5 separate regions of the Homo sapiens genome follow, and all the other regions are linked to region 5. The links are chromatin contacts, found by Hi-C or POLR2A ChIA-PET in ENCODE. All regions are on one chromosome and are shown on one strand. Each heading gives the region's core, a stretch centred on a gene start or an enhancer-like site at or near the end of the contact. The rest is flanking DNA. Distances are from core to core; before and after follow the strand shown.

What was found. Hi-C counts contacts between places; a loop is a spot of excess contacts on that map. ChIA-PET counts read pairs that join two places held with the same protein, here RNA polymerase II (POLR2A). Pooled maps may share reads with other maps.
Region 1: a loop to region 5 is called in a map of naive thymus-derived CD4-positive, alpha-beta T cell, with 12 times the contacts of the local background. The contact joins the promoter of LRIF1 here to the promoter of KCNC4 in region 5. A Hi-C loop is called at or near these places in 1 of 168 maps with a recorded cell type or tissue (naive thymus-derived CD4-positive, alpha-beta T cell) and 10 of 50 pooled maps.
Region 2: a pooled map shows a loop between it and region 5 (4-fold over the local background). The contact joins the promoter of GSTM4 here to the promoter of KCNC4 in region 5. A Hi-C loop is called at or near these places in 1 of 37 single-sample maps with no recorded cell type and 1 of 50 pooled maps. POLR2A ChIA-PET finds 5 or more read pairs at or near these places in 1 of 52 experiments (activated T-cell).
Region 3: a map of CD4-positive, alpha-beta memory T cell shows a loop between it and region 5 (9-fold over the local background). The contact joins the promoter of CD53 here to the promoter of KCNC4 in region 5. A Hi-C loop is called at or near these places in 2 of 168 maps with a recorded cell type or tissue (CD4-positive, alpha-beta memory T cell and naive thymus-derived CD4-positive, alpha-beta T cell), 1 of 37 single-sample maps with no recorded cell type and 9 of 50 pooled maps.
Region 4: a loop to region 5 is called in a map of naive thymus-derived CD4-positive, alpha-beta T cell, with 8 times the contacts of the local background. The contact joins the promoter of SARS1 here to the promoter of KCNC4 in region 5. A Hi-C loop is called at or near these places in 1 of 168 maps with a recorded cell type or tissue (naive thymus-derived CD4-positive, alpha-beta T cell) and 5 of 50 pooled maps. POLR2A ChIA-PET finds 5 or more read pairs at or near these places in 1 of 52 experiments (H1).

Annotation. Positions count from the first base shown.
Region 1 is chr1:110,962,590-110,965,289 of GRCh38, forward strand. LRIF1 (ligand dependent nuclear receptor interacting factor 1) reads right to left here and starts at 1,333. Exons shown (of 4, transcript NM_018372.4): 1 at 1,032-1,333. The coding sequence starts at 1,099. RefSeq lists enhancers at 921-1,457, 992-1,201.
Region 2 is chr1:109,654,849-109,657,348 of GRCh38, forward strand. It overlaps GSTM4 (glutathione S-transferase mu 4), which reads left to right and starts at 1,251. Exons shown (of 8, transcript NM_000850.5): 1 at 1,251-1,577; 2 at 1,864-1,939; 3 at 2,367-2,431. The coding sequence starts at 1,542. RefSeq lists enhancers at 969-1,018, 1,892-2,477.
Region 3 is chr1:110,871,728-110,874,427 of GRCh38, forward strand. It overlaps CD53 (CD53 molecule), which reads left to right and starts at 1,421. Exons shown (of 8, transcript NM_000560.4): 1 at 1,421-1,521. RefSeq lists enhancers at 622-671, 1,272-1,381.
Region 4 is chr1:109,212,511-109,215,210 of GRCh38, forward strand. It overlaps SARS1 (seryl-tRNA synthetase 1), which reads left to right and starts at 1,408. Exons shown (of 11, transcript NM_006513.4): 1 at 1,408-1,618. The coding sequence starts at 1,483. RefSeq lists a silencer at 1,202-1,421 and an enhancer at 1,472-1,831.
Region 5 is chr1:110,209,000-110,211,699 of GRCh38, forward strand. KCNC4 (potassium voltage-gated channel subfamily C member 4) reads left to right here and starts at 1,315. Exons shown (of 4, transcript NM_001039574.3): 1 at 1,315-2,700. The coding sequence starts at 2,501. It overlaps KCNC4-DT (KCNC4 divergent transcript), which reads right to left and starts at 988. Exons shown (of 2, transcript NR_046546.1): 1 at 612-988; 2 at 1-205. RefSeq lists a silencer at 995-1,674.

The DNA of each region.
Region 1 (2,700 bases), core at 83-2,582, 750 kb after region 5:
CTATTTTCCTACACGACGTATTTTACATTATTTCATTCTCCTAATCTTTAAAATATTTCTAAGTGCTATTATTTACAGACTGGAAACAGGTACCTGGCCTCACAAATGCTAACTAGCAAAGTTGAGATTAACCCCAGGTAGCTTGATTTTCTTCAAACGAAAATCCTCTTCCATGAGTTTTGCATCTTAGTTCTTCATTTTCTTATTAGAGTCTGCAGACCCTATTTTTTCCTCATCACTTAATCTACTAACCATGTGAGAGTACAAGTGAAAATATTCTGCTTTAGCTAACATTGTTTCCAATTCATTTCCTTGTAATACAATTTAAAAAAAAAAACCCAAAAACTAAGTTACTGATCATCTATTTTCTAACTTTACAAGAATATCTTCCTTAGAAATACTGGACTCTCCTCATGCCAAATATAAATAGCCAATGAAATGGCACTTCATTACACCCTACTTCAAAAAGGCTGTTCAAAAGGACTGACTTTACACGAGGATTTCTCCAGTCTTACTTCTCTCTCTTCACATAAAACTATTACTTGAAATTTTAAATATTCGATCTCCTCATTCTAAAGCCCTTTTTCTTCAATCACACACCCTTTCTGTCTCACTATTAAAATCTATTTTCACTGAAGGTCCAGCGCCACCAGGGCTGCACTTGCTAATCCGTGCTGACTGCTGCGTTTCTGCGTGTGCGTGAGAATCTTCCAGAAGGTTTGAGTCACATAAGAGCGTCGGCCATCTTGGTTTTCATCTCCCGTGGAGATCTACTCGGTCCGCCTATTAAACTTGAGACGCTGGGGTCCCGCGGAGCCGCTGTGTCAGGCTCTAAAGAGGTTTTACATTTCCCAGAGGAAAGCGCTCTATGGGCTTTAAGCGCCGCGGAGACAAGCGCTTCCCGCCTGGGTGGCGCACTCTGCGGGCTCCAACTCCTCTCAACTACACAGCGTCCGGAAACGACGGCCGACTCCACATCCCTAAGACGGACAGAGGGGCAGCCGTGGGGAGGATTCGAAACCGGTACTTACCAACGCGAGGCGTTGCCTGAATTTTCCTCTGCGGGTTTCAGGAAGACCCTCCGTAGGTTATTTGACATTTTAGTGGGGAGAAAGGGGACACCTCATCCAGAAAAGTGGGAAGCGTGGGGCCGAGTTTCCCAATGGGGCGAGAACCAGAGCGAGGGAATGTTGGGCTGGAGTTGCCCACAGCAACTGTGAGGGGTTCGACCTTAACGGAGGGCGACAGCGGGCTCTCGAGAGGGTGTATCCCCAGGCTTCGGGACGAGGTCGCGCACCGCGCAGAAACCGGAAGGCTCCTGGCGGTGGACTGCGCCCTCACAGCCCTACGCTGAGAGAGAATCGGCGTGAGTCTCCGCCCTCAGAGCCTACGACAACTCTCCAGACTCCGCCGGAGCAGGCGCAGGGGGCGTGGCCTTGGTGGCACCACCCCCAACAGAGCCTGGTCAGTGCTGAAGACTGCGTCAGTCTGGCTCTGCCGCCCCGCCCACTGAAGCCGATAGCTGGAGCAAAGCTCGGTCGGGCGTCTTCCGGGGTCGTCACGTCCGGTTGCCAAGGTGACTGGCTCGCTAAAGCCCAACCCTTATGATGCAATCCAATGGCAAGTGATATTTGCTATCTTTTCTTCCGGATCAAGGAACAAATCGCAAAAGAAAGCTCTCCCGACACCTACGCAAAATAAAATGTTTCCGGGGTCAATCATAAATTTTCTGCTTCTGTGCTCGCCGCTAGCGTACGTTTTTCTCTCCCGTCAGTGCATTAAAAGACATCGGCGCGCTTTTTTGGAGTCATGCACTTCTGGCCTGAGAAAACTTAAAACGCCTGCCTGTGGCCAGCGATTATTGTTGCTGCTTCTCTGAAGGTTTCCCATTTACTCCTCTTTCCTGAAGCTTTGCCTCTAGACTTACTTAACTCTTTCCTCCAGCCTACGTTCATCGAAACTATCACTTATTGTCATATAGACCTTTATTTCTGAAGGGAGATCTGGGAGTTGCATCAGAACATCCATTGTATTCATTAAATCATTTATTCAGCTGTCCATTGCAGTTGATGCTCTTTATCTCACACTATTTGAGAATTTTTCCTCGCAGCACTATTAATTAGTCCCTCATCTTGACGCCATTGGCAATATACTTTCCTGGTTTTGCTCCTACCTTTTTGTCTACACCTTCTCAATCTCTTTTGAAGATATCTCCCTTTTCAAGGGAGTTCCTTTCAGCTTGATCACTGATTCTCTTATGTTTTCAAACTGTCTTGTCTCGATTCGTGGTTTTATTCATGCTCCTGGATTGAATTACCACCTCCACCCATTATTTTACCACCAAACACATGTATGTCCTTGGCACTGATTTAAGTGTTTTACAAAATTAATTTACTCCTAACAGCTAATAAAATAATTATTATATGCAGATGAAGTAACTGATGCTCAGAGAGGGTGAACAAATTTTTAGAGGTCATAGAGCTTGTGAGTGATGGAGCCAGGCTCCAAATCCAGGTTGTCTGGCTAAACACACCATGTACTACTGCATTATGCTGCCGTGTGACTCATAAATTTATGTTCCCAGTTCTGATTTCTCTGAGATCTATACCTGGATGTTCAAGTGAATTGTTGAGATATCCTTTTTGCTATTTTAAAAGCCCCTTCAAATGAAACATGTTCAAAACCACACTTATGACTTGC
Region 2 (2,500 bases), core at 1-2,500, 550 kb before region 5:
CAGGCACCGCTTCTCTCTCCTACACTCAACCCCTCTCCCACTCCACTGCCTCTCAGTGTGCAAAAACAGTAAGAAGTGTCCCGTATTTTCAAAATCTCTCCCCTGTAGTTCCCACCTGACTTCTAGTCGTAGGTGGCCAAAGTACAGTGTTTTTGAAGGATTGTTTTATTCCCAGTGCCTGGAATATGGTAGGATCTCAACAACTGTTGTTTCAATAAAGGAATGACCAAATGGGTGAATACTAATGTAACAATATCAATTCTGTTTCTTTCATAATTATTCTCATAAGTGTTAGCTTTCTTAAAAAATCATCTTCACAATTGGACCTAGACATTTTATCTTTCCCAGCTCAAGATGGATAAACTCAGAATGACAGGCCAGGCACCGTGGCTCATGCCTGTAATCCCAGCACTTTGGGAGGCGGAGGCGGGTGGATCACTTGAGACCAGGAGTTCAAGACCAGTCTGGTCAACACGGTGAAATCCCATCTCTACAGAAAATACAAAAAAGTTAGCAGGGCGTCGTGGCGCTCGTCTGTAATCCCAGCTGCTCGGGAGGCTGAGGCAGGAGAATCGCTTGAGCCCGGGAGGCGGAGGTTGCAATGAACCGAGATCGCCCTACTGCACTCCAGCCTGGGCAACACAGCGAGTCCCCGTTCCAAAAAAAAAAAAAAAAAAAAGACTCAGAATGACACATTCTTAATGTCTTAATGTATAATGAGAAGTATAACTATTCAGAAGTCCAAGCACTTGTGTGTGCATGGTGCTATCGTCTTGCTGTAGGCAAACCTACATGGGAATCCACCTTGACACATAGGCCACTTCCTGAGCCTGGACCCAGTCTCAGAGCTGGGGAACTGGCCCAATGCAAAAGGGTCGGGAGCATCTGCAACAGAGACTGAGCTCTATCAGCTTCGGTGACATAGCCTCCATTCACGCTCCCCAACTCAGCAGAGAGAGCACACCATCAGACTTCTAAGACTTAGTAGCCAAGAAGTGTTGAATTAAACTCTCTGAGACCTCTCTTTAGTCTGACCCTGGCAGCCTCAGTCTCCCAGAGCCTGTGGGAACTCGGCAGCCGAGAGGCAGAAGGCTGGGCGACGTCCGGAGAAGAAGAAACGGGGGAAGAACTTTTCTCTTACGATCTGGCTTTACTCTCACGCGCACAGCCGAGTCCCTGGGGACCCAGCAGAGGTCCGAAGCGGAGCGGGGCGGGGCGGGGCTACGGAAGCTGGCGAGGCCGAGCCCCTCCTAGTGCTTCCGGACCTTGCTCCCTGAACACTCGGAGGTGGCGGTGGATCTTACTCCTTCCAGCCAGTGAGGATCCAGCAACCTGCTCCGTGCCTCCCGCGCCTGTTGGTTGGAAGTGACGACCTTGAAGATCGGCCGGTTGGAAGTGACGACCTTGAAGATCGGCGGGCGCAGCGGGGCCGAGGGGGCGGGTCTGGCGCTAGGTCCAGCCCCTGCGTGCCGGGAACCCCAGAGGAGGTCGCAGTTCAGCCCAGCTGAGGCCTGTCTGCAGAATCGACACCAACCAGCATCATGTCCATGACACTGGGGTACTGGGACATCCGCGGGGTGAGTGAGGGTCCGCTGCACTGTGGGACCGGGCGCGTGGGCGGGAAGTGCCGAGCGGCTGGGGACCGGCTCTAGGGACGGTTCCCTCCTTAGGGCTATCTCTCACAGGAGGGCCTGTGCATGCCTGTGTGTGTGTGTGTGTGTGTGTGTGTGTGTGTGTGTGTGCGTGCGCCGGGGTGGGGGGGGGGTGCAGTGCAGTGTAGACTAGGGGCTCACCTGGTGCAGAGAAAGTCACCAAGTCAGGGACCCTCCATCTCTGACACGACCTGCGGGCCATCTCTTCCAGCTGGCCCACGCCATCCGCCTGCTCCTGGAATACACAGACTCAAGCTACGAGGAAAAGAAGTATACGATGGGGGACGGTAATGACACCCTTGTGTCCGGGCTCTGCCCACTCACGCTGAGTTGGCACCAAGCAACCCATGGTGGCCACCTGTGGCTACCTCTGCAGGCCTCCCCTGCTGGAGCTGCAGGCTGTCCCTTCCCTGAGCCCCGGTGAGGGAGTCCTGTGGCCTTGCAAGGCAGAATGCTGGGGCGGGATGCTGGGCCCCCTGTTTAATTGGGTTGGGTGTCCCTCAGAGCTTCCCTAAACCCTGGAAGCCTTAGCCGTGTGGGGTCCAGAGCCCTCAGCGGGATTCTTTGTCCCTGAACCCTGGGATGTGGGACTGAGTGGTCAGATTCTAGATCCACCTGTCTCAGGGATCTTGCCACTGGTTCCTTGGGAGGGTCCCCGGGAAGGAGGGCTGGGCTCTGGGGAGGTTTGTTTTCACTTCTTCTTCCCCACGGCAGCTCCTGACTATGACAGAAGCCAGTGGCTGAATGAAAAATTCAAGCTGGGCCTGGACTTTCCCAATGTAGGTGCAGGGGAAGGGGCGGTTTTGGGGGAAAGTGCGACGTGTCTCTGACTGCATCTCCTCTCCCCA
Region 3 (2,700 bases), core at 171-2,670, 660 kb after region 5:
TCAGTGATTCCAGCCGAGGTGCAGAGACTTTTTAATAGCATTCCCTAAAGTGTAGTTACACTGAAAAATTGTTCCCCAAGAGAAACTACACACACACACACACACACACACACACACACACCACACAGTTCCATGCTCAGATAAGTTTGGAGAAATCTATATATTATTTCCCCTGCTTAGAGAATATTAAGGACTGACAAGTTCTGCAGTAAAGACCTTTTTACCTTCATTTAATTCAGTTTTCCCCACAAGACAGCCCTGGCTGGAGATTACTCTGGATCTGAATGTCTCAGGGTGAAGGAAGCGGGAGACAGCTAGCTTTCCCAGAGGCATGCCCGCAAGTCAGCACCGCAGAGTGCATCTATCTGTTCATTTATAAGATGAAAACATTGGGGCCCAGTGATTGCTTCCAAGTTTCATAGTTAGCTAGTGATACATTTGGGTTGTCACATACTCCTTTGACCCAATCTAAGAAAATTCCAGTGATGCAGCATAGTGAAACCAGAAACACATTTTTCAAAATATATTGATCACAGTGTTTCTCAAAAGGCCTTCTCTGTGACCTTGAATTTTAATCCTACCTCTGACATGTCTTAGTTGTATGAGCTTGGGCAAATTTTCTAACCTCTTTGAGCGCCTGTTTTCTTGTATATAAATAAGGATGTAACAGTAACCAGTAGGATTATTATTAGGTGTTACCATTAATAAACTGAGGCTGACAGATTGAGACTTGCTCAAGATCTCACAGCTAAAAGAGATAAAGCTGGAACTGAAACTCAGATCTTTGGCTCCAAATGTGGTGTTTCCTGTACTAACCAAATCATTTCTACCAGTGCCCCTGGGATTATGCCTTGGGGACTCACCTTAAGACAGTCTTGCTCTCGAGACAGAGAAGTCTGCAAATGGTGTCCAATTCAAGTCTAGAGACTGGCTGAAGCCAGACAGAGGGAGTATGAGGAGGGGGCAGAGAATCTTCAGAAAGACATTCCAAAGTCTCGGGCCTAGAAAATGTTTAGAAATATTGGTTCCTGTGTTCCCCTCCAGTCTGTCTACCTGAATGGGAAACTGGTGGTGGGGCCAGGCATACTTCTTTTTGAACAAATACACAGTTAATTCTGAGATGCCACCTTGATTGAGAAGCACTGTCCTTTTCTAAGCAAAAATCATTGCCAAATTACCCTAGAATCCACCACTGCTCACAGATCTGTGCCTGAACCAACTTGGTTTTGAAGTTTTCTTTTGTTTCACAAAACTAGTTTAGGGTGGGCTGTGAGAGGAAGCTTCTAAAAAGCCACTGGGAAAGTACTAAATCTCTGAGACTAAAGAGGGCGGACTCAGCCTCACTTCCTCCTTCTTCTCATCTGGGCTTCCTGTCGTCACAGCATGATCATATTTTTTCACCCTTCACTTCTCCTTTTACACAAATAGCCCCGGATATCTGTGTTACCAGCCTTGTCTCGGCCACCTCAAGGATAATCACTAAATTCTGCCGAAAGGACTGAGGAACGGTGCCTGGAAAAGGTAAGGTTGATGACGTTTTAACTTGGCTTGCTGTCTAATGTGGGGTAGGGCGTATTCTTAGGGGTCTCCATATACCTCTCTAGTAACCATAAAATCTCCGGCAACTTCTCTTTCACAAATATTTAGTGCACAAAGTAAAACAGATTAGCAAGATCCTAGTAACATCCCCAAAGGCAATCAGGCCAGAAATACTTTTACTTAATCAGGTTCCCATTATCTAAATCTCTGAGTCGAGGCATTCACATGCCTTAATTGCTTCAGAGCTTGAATTACTCTGTGTAGTAATTCCTGATGCCTGGAGCTTTCTATGCGAGATGACATTGGGGAGATTTCCTATGTGCTCTGGTCTTCAGAAAATTGGTCTTGTGATTTTAAAGTGAGGAAAGAACCCACAGCCAGAGCTGTCTTTAGAAAGACAGCTAGAAGACACAGTTCTTTTTCATTTGAGAAAATTTCAAAAGTAAATTTAGTGACTCCCACTGTGGTTCTTCAAAGCCACTAAATAGAAAGGTGGCTAAAAATCAAAACACCAGGATGTGCTCAGTAACTGTATTTTAAAAGGTGAAAGCTAGACATCTCTAAAGGATGCATAGATTGTTGGCTTTTAAGGAGCAGGAAGCACATTGGGATCCTCAGCATTTCCCCAAATTATCCTTGGTGTACAAAACATGACCACTGATAAATGTCACATGAAATGCACGTATAAAATGCAATCCCCAAAACTTGATACTGCAGTAATTTCCAATCATGTGCTGTAACTAATGACTGAGGTTGCATGGACTCAGCAAAGTGTTAGCAGAGCTTCGGTCCTGACTCTCTGTGACCACCATCGGAAACTCTATGTAAGAGCTTTCTTCTTCCAAGACCTGTGAGAATTTCACTTGATTATGCCCTGGAGCAGAAAGGAGAAAGTTCTCTTTGATTACACCCACCCATCTAAGTATGAGGATTGGGAACAGGGCAGAGGGCTCTAGATTTCCAAGAGGGGTGGGGACGGGGAGAGGGCTCTGGATTCCCAAAACACCTCAGAGTTTATTGAGCCTTGTATTAAAAAATAAAAAGCAGTCTTTTAAATAAATTCACTTAATAATCAAGTGGTAGGTGCCTCCTGAGGCCAGGCACTGTGCTTTGGGAATTGTGGGGGAGGGAGATGAAAAGGTAGAAGGAGAATATTTGTCT
Region 4 (2,700 bases), core at 158-2,657, 1.0 Mb before region 5:
GCTGAGAAGGCTCACAGACCTCAAGGAAACATTTACCAGTTTATTATAAAGGATAGTACAAAGGGTACAAATGAACAGCCAGATGAAGAGATGGATAGGGCAAGGTGTCAGGGGTGCAGAGCTTCCATAACCTTTCTGGGCAAGACACCCTCCTGGCATCTCCACATGTTCAACAACCCTGAAGCTCATCAACTCTTGTTGTTCGAGCGTTTATAGAGTTTGATGTCCAGCTCCTCCCCTCCCCCTTTCCTGGAGGTTGAAGGGTGGGGATGAAAGTTCCAATCCTCCAATCACTTGGTCTCTCTGGTGACTGGCCCCATCCTAAGGTTATCTAGGGCCCCCATCCTAAATCACCTCCTTATTATAAACTCAGGTGTTATCAAAGAGACCCATTACGTATAACCCAGGAAATTCAAGGGTTTTAGGGGCTGTGTCAGGAACCAGGGACAAAGCCCAAATATATTTCATATTATAAATAAATAATATGATAGTTAGCTATGTCACACCCTCATCTCAGGAGTCCATGACGGCGGTATAAGATCAAGAAGGTCTTAGCACATCTAGCTTCGAGAAGGCATTGGAAGTGAGGCTTTAAAGTTTCTGCAGAGTGGAAGGATTGGGGGTGGGGGTGGGGGAGGAGATCACCTGTTCCCAAATCCTTCAAATAATCTCTTGTTATCAGGGAGATTCTTTGATAACTTTGGCTTCACTCGGCAACTAGAATATTTCATTTAAAGGTCTGAACATTATAAAATCAAAGTATGATACAAACCGTTCTTCAAGACGCTTTCAAATTGACCCAAGACATGACCTCAACACCTTATACGGCGTTCAAATCTGCTTAATGTCCCTTTGGAAAAGTTTTCTCTCGTCTCTCTCTAAAAGACAACCGCACTTTCCCAAAGCTGTGCTCTTAAGAGTTGGTAAAGTGACAATTTGGTTTATCCAATAATCAGATTAATAAAGGTATACCATTTCTAAGGCACGAGAGCAGGAATCTTAAGCTGAGGTAGCCCTGGGACTAAATATGCCATCCTCTTGTATCAAGATGGAGAAGACGGCCGAGGTTCAGGGAAAGAGCCCAGTGGAAGAACCCAACCTAGTGAGAGGAAAACGGGCACCTGGTGAAGGCCCCGGCCTCTAAGCTAGGGATGAGGGGACAGGCCTCTGCCTAGCCTGAGACAGGAGTAGGAAACTGAGGCATTCACACTTTTATGTGGCGATCACAGTTCCTGCAGACTGTAGCAGAGCTGGGGAGCAGGAACCAGAGGTATAGTCCCACGCCCACCCACTCTCCCCTCCCCTCCCTCCGCGGCCCCGCCTCCAACCAGCCGCTTCCGGTCGCGGGGAGGGTCGCCTGCGGGCTCCAGCTGCGCCTGCGCAGGAAGGGCGGGTCAGCGCGCCGGCGCAGTGCGGCGGTCACAGGCTGAGTGCTGCGGCGCGATCCTTGCTTCCCTGAGCGTTGGCCCGGGAGGAAAGAAGATGGTGCTGGATCTGGATTTGTTTCGGGTGGATAAAGGAGGGGACCCAGCCCTCATCCGAGAGACGCAGGAGAAGCGCTTCAAGGACCCGGGACTAGTGGACCAGCTGGTGAAGGCAGACAGCGAGTGGCGACGATGTAAGTACCGGGACGGGCGGGTTACCTCCTTGATGCTAAACCCAATTTTCTCTCTCAAATCCAGCCACCGCTCCTGAGGCCACAGCTTCCACCCTTCGTCAGACCCCCTCCCAGGGTGCGGTGGCTCCGAGGTTCTCCCCATCCCCGAAAACACAGCCTGGTCGCCGGGGTCATCCCACTTTCTCCTCCACCCGGGCGGAGCGAGGTCCCTTCCACGCGTGCTCAGTGCCGTTCGCTGCCAGTGTGCGTACGCACGCGCATCGGGAGCTGTCAAGCCTTCCTGCCCCAGGGGTTGCCAGAACATGCCGGGGCGGGAGGTTGTGGGGTCTACGCGGCTTTCCTAACACGAATCTTTGGTCCCCCCCAGTCTTTTTCTCATCTTCAGCAAGGCCAGAGTGGTTTTCCTTTGTTTTGATAGGATCAAAGGCTTCTCCTGAGACTGCGTCACTTCTGCAACACAGTAGATTCATTCCTTCGGTATCGGAAGCATTTCGGGGCGTTGGAGGCCGCTCTTGGCCAAAATAAATGACCCTGAAGCTTTTCGGAAGGCCATCCCCCGACCTATGGGCATACCTTTAAGAATTAGAAAAGTCTTTTCCGTGGTAGATCAAACGCGAGGGGAGTGAGGAGGCGAGCAAAAGATTGTAATGACTGAAGCTGTTTAATTGTGATTTGTGGACGTTTTCCTTTAAAGACATTGGCAGAGTTGGGCTAGAACCTGGAACTGCCGGATCTTGGAGTCATATCGGGCATCTATCATGAAGCCGAATAAAACCATAGAACCATCTGCCCATAAATCTCTGCCTGTATTAACTGGAGTGGTCGCTGGTTGGGCGGATGCTGTCAAGTACTTGTGATTTGATTTGTCTGATGCAATAGGTCTGCAACCATCTGGGAGCTAGGTCGATGACAGTACACTGCAAAGGCAGCCACTATCCAAGAGTGTGATGGATTTCTATTAGGAAAATTGATTTTCTCCTGTTTATAAGGATCTTGGATGTCAAAAGAATATTTGTTTAACTTGAGTTTTGTGCTGATTCTATGTCTTAGGCCCTCTATTGTAGTAGTTTGTTTGATTGTGA
Region 5 (2,700 bases), core at 65-2,564:
AAAAATCCCTTGCATTGGCACTGAGCTTTTAACCTTTCCTGAGACACACATAGGCCCTTGTCTTGTTTTTCTCAGTTGAGCTAGGTACTGCCTGATCTGGAACTGGGAAGGTGCACAGGTGTCCAGGGCAGGTGTGTCATTCACCTTTCATTTCTGCCTCAAGATCTCTTTACATCATCCAGACAGGCATGGAGGCTGCCTGAAGCTGTAAAAAAGAAAAAAAAACCCAATGGGGATTAATATGAAGATGTAAAATAGGTTCTGGACTTAACAAAAACAAATGAATCTGGAAATTGCTCTTGGGATAGGGCCAGTAAAGTCCTGTTGGTGCCTACGTTTTGGGTATGGCAGCTTCTCAATCACTTAGCAAACAGGTTCTCAGAGGCAGGCACTGTGGGAGCTATCAAGATGAAAAAGCACAATGCCGCCTGCAGGAGCTCAGGGTTAGGGAGGGGAGAGGAGACATATACACAGGCAAAGTCAAATTGTAATGGGTAGAATAAGAGTAGAAACAGGAAGGGGTCATGAGGCAGGACACGGGCATTTCCTATGTGGACCCCAGAGCAATGACGAGCAAAGGCTTTAACTAATGACTTTTCAGGGCCACCCACCCACTCCACATCCATAAAACATTTCGCGATGAACACAGCCAGAGCTACGGTTTCCTTCCATCCGGCACAAGAAGCGCTTCTCTGCCCAAGGCCACCCCGTCCTCCATTCCATCGCGGGGACTTTGGTGGCTGGGACAGAGGCGGAGAGCATCAAGACCATGGGTGTCTTGGGCTACGTTGGGCCTCCGAGGCGCAGGATGCGGGGCGGGGTGGTCAGAAGGCCCCAACACGGTCCCTGGGAAAGGAGAGGGCAGCCTGATCCTCGCGACAGCGTCTCTACCCTCTTTCTTCCTTGGCCTTCCGTCAGCCGCAGTGAAACGGCAACAGTGCGACCAGCTTGGCGGGGAGGGGGCGAGGGACGAAGCAAGAAGAGCCGGGCGGAGGTTAGAGGTCAGGGGTCGAGAGCGCTTCGGTGTCAGCGGGCTGCGGTGGGAGGAGCTGCGGGCCCGGGGGAGGCGCGGAGCAGGGCTGAGGGGGGCGGGAGGGGTTGCCGGCGGAAGCGCGCAGGGGCGGCGCGCTGGGCTGGGCACTGGCGGCGAGGAGGTGACGCGCTTGGTTGGGGCTCGGCTCCGGGGAGGAAGACTGCGCTCGGTCGCCAGGGCCTGCAGTGAGTCGGATCGGCCCCGCGCTGCGCCGCGCCCCGCCCACCCCGCCCCGCGAAGGGCGCGTCTGGGCGAGGCGGGGCCCCGGAGGAAAAGGCGCCACTGGGGCGTGGCGGCCGCTGCCAGCGCCGGAGGGAGACCATGAGCCCCTAGGGCCCCAGCCCACCGGCGCCGAGGCGCCCCCTCCCCTATGCCACCTCGCGCCCGCCCCCTGCCGCGCGCGAGCCAAGGCCGGCGCCCCGCCCGGAGATGGGCAGACGCGTAGATGGCGTGGCTCCCAGCGCCGCCAGATCGCAGGAACCAGGCGCCGGGGCGTTGCGCTGAGGCTCCCTCTCCGCGCGGCCCGGGAAGCCTGCAGGTGTCCTTGGCCGCTCGGCCGCCGCCCCCGGTACACCTTCGCCAGTGCCCAGAGCCCGGCTCCCCAGAGCGGCCCCGCCCCCCAGGCTCGGCGCCGCGCAGGACGCCCCGTCTGAGGCACCCCCGCCCCAGCGCGGCCCCCGCAGCGCTGCGCCCGGTCCGGCGCAGCTCCCAGCCGCGGACGCAGGACCCGAGGCTCGCTCCTGCGGGCGCGCTTGTTTTCCAGCTGCCGCCTCGCCCTGCGCAGCCCCCGCCCGCCCGGCCGCCGCTCTCTGCTCTGCCCCGCCTGCCTTCCTCGCCCGGCGCTGGATTTATGAATGGGGGGAAGAGGCCACATGCCGCCGCCGCCGCCTCGTGTTGACCGCAAGCAGCCCGGGCCCACGGAGCTCCGGCTGCCGTGAGAGTGTCGGCCTGGCCCCGGCAGCCGCTCGGAGGACTTGTTGCTGCTGCGCTGCCGCCGCTGCGGGGAAGCCGGCTATTCCGGGGCTTGGTGCGGTCTTGGAGCCGGAGGGTGGCCCGTGTGAGCGCGAGCGCCCCGGACCTTCGCGGTGCGCGTGGACTGTGCGCTTCCTCGTCTTTGGTCGGGGTGAAGGCGGGGGCGTGTCCCCGGCCCAGAGCGTTTGTGTGTCCCGTCGTAGCGGGGGACCGCGTGTGTGCTTGCTTCTACTTCCCCGGGTCCTCCCTCTCTGCGCCTCCCTCTCTCCGGAGCTTCCTGCCCTAACCCCAACCACCTGTGTACCGGAGAAATCCAACTCCTCCCGCTCCGCGTCCTAGGGGGATAGGCAGGGGCAAGCCCAAGCCGCAGAGGGGGCCGCCACCGCCTCCTGCCTCCTCTTCGTCTCCTCCCCCTCCCCCGTCTGACGCTGCCTCCTCGGGAAGGGTGTTTGGAGGGCAGCGGCCGCCCCAAGCCGGAGCCCCGCAGCGCTTCTTATGATCAGCTCGGTGTGTGTCTCCTCCTACCGCGGGCGCAAGTCGGGGAACAAGCCTCCGTCCAAAACATGTCTGAAGGAGGAGATGGCCAAGGGCGAGGCGTCGGAGAAGATCATCATCAACGTGGGCGGCACGCGACATGAGACCTACCGCAGCACCCTGCGCACCCTACCGGGAACCCGCCTCGCCTGGCTGGCCGA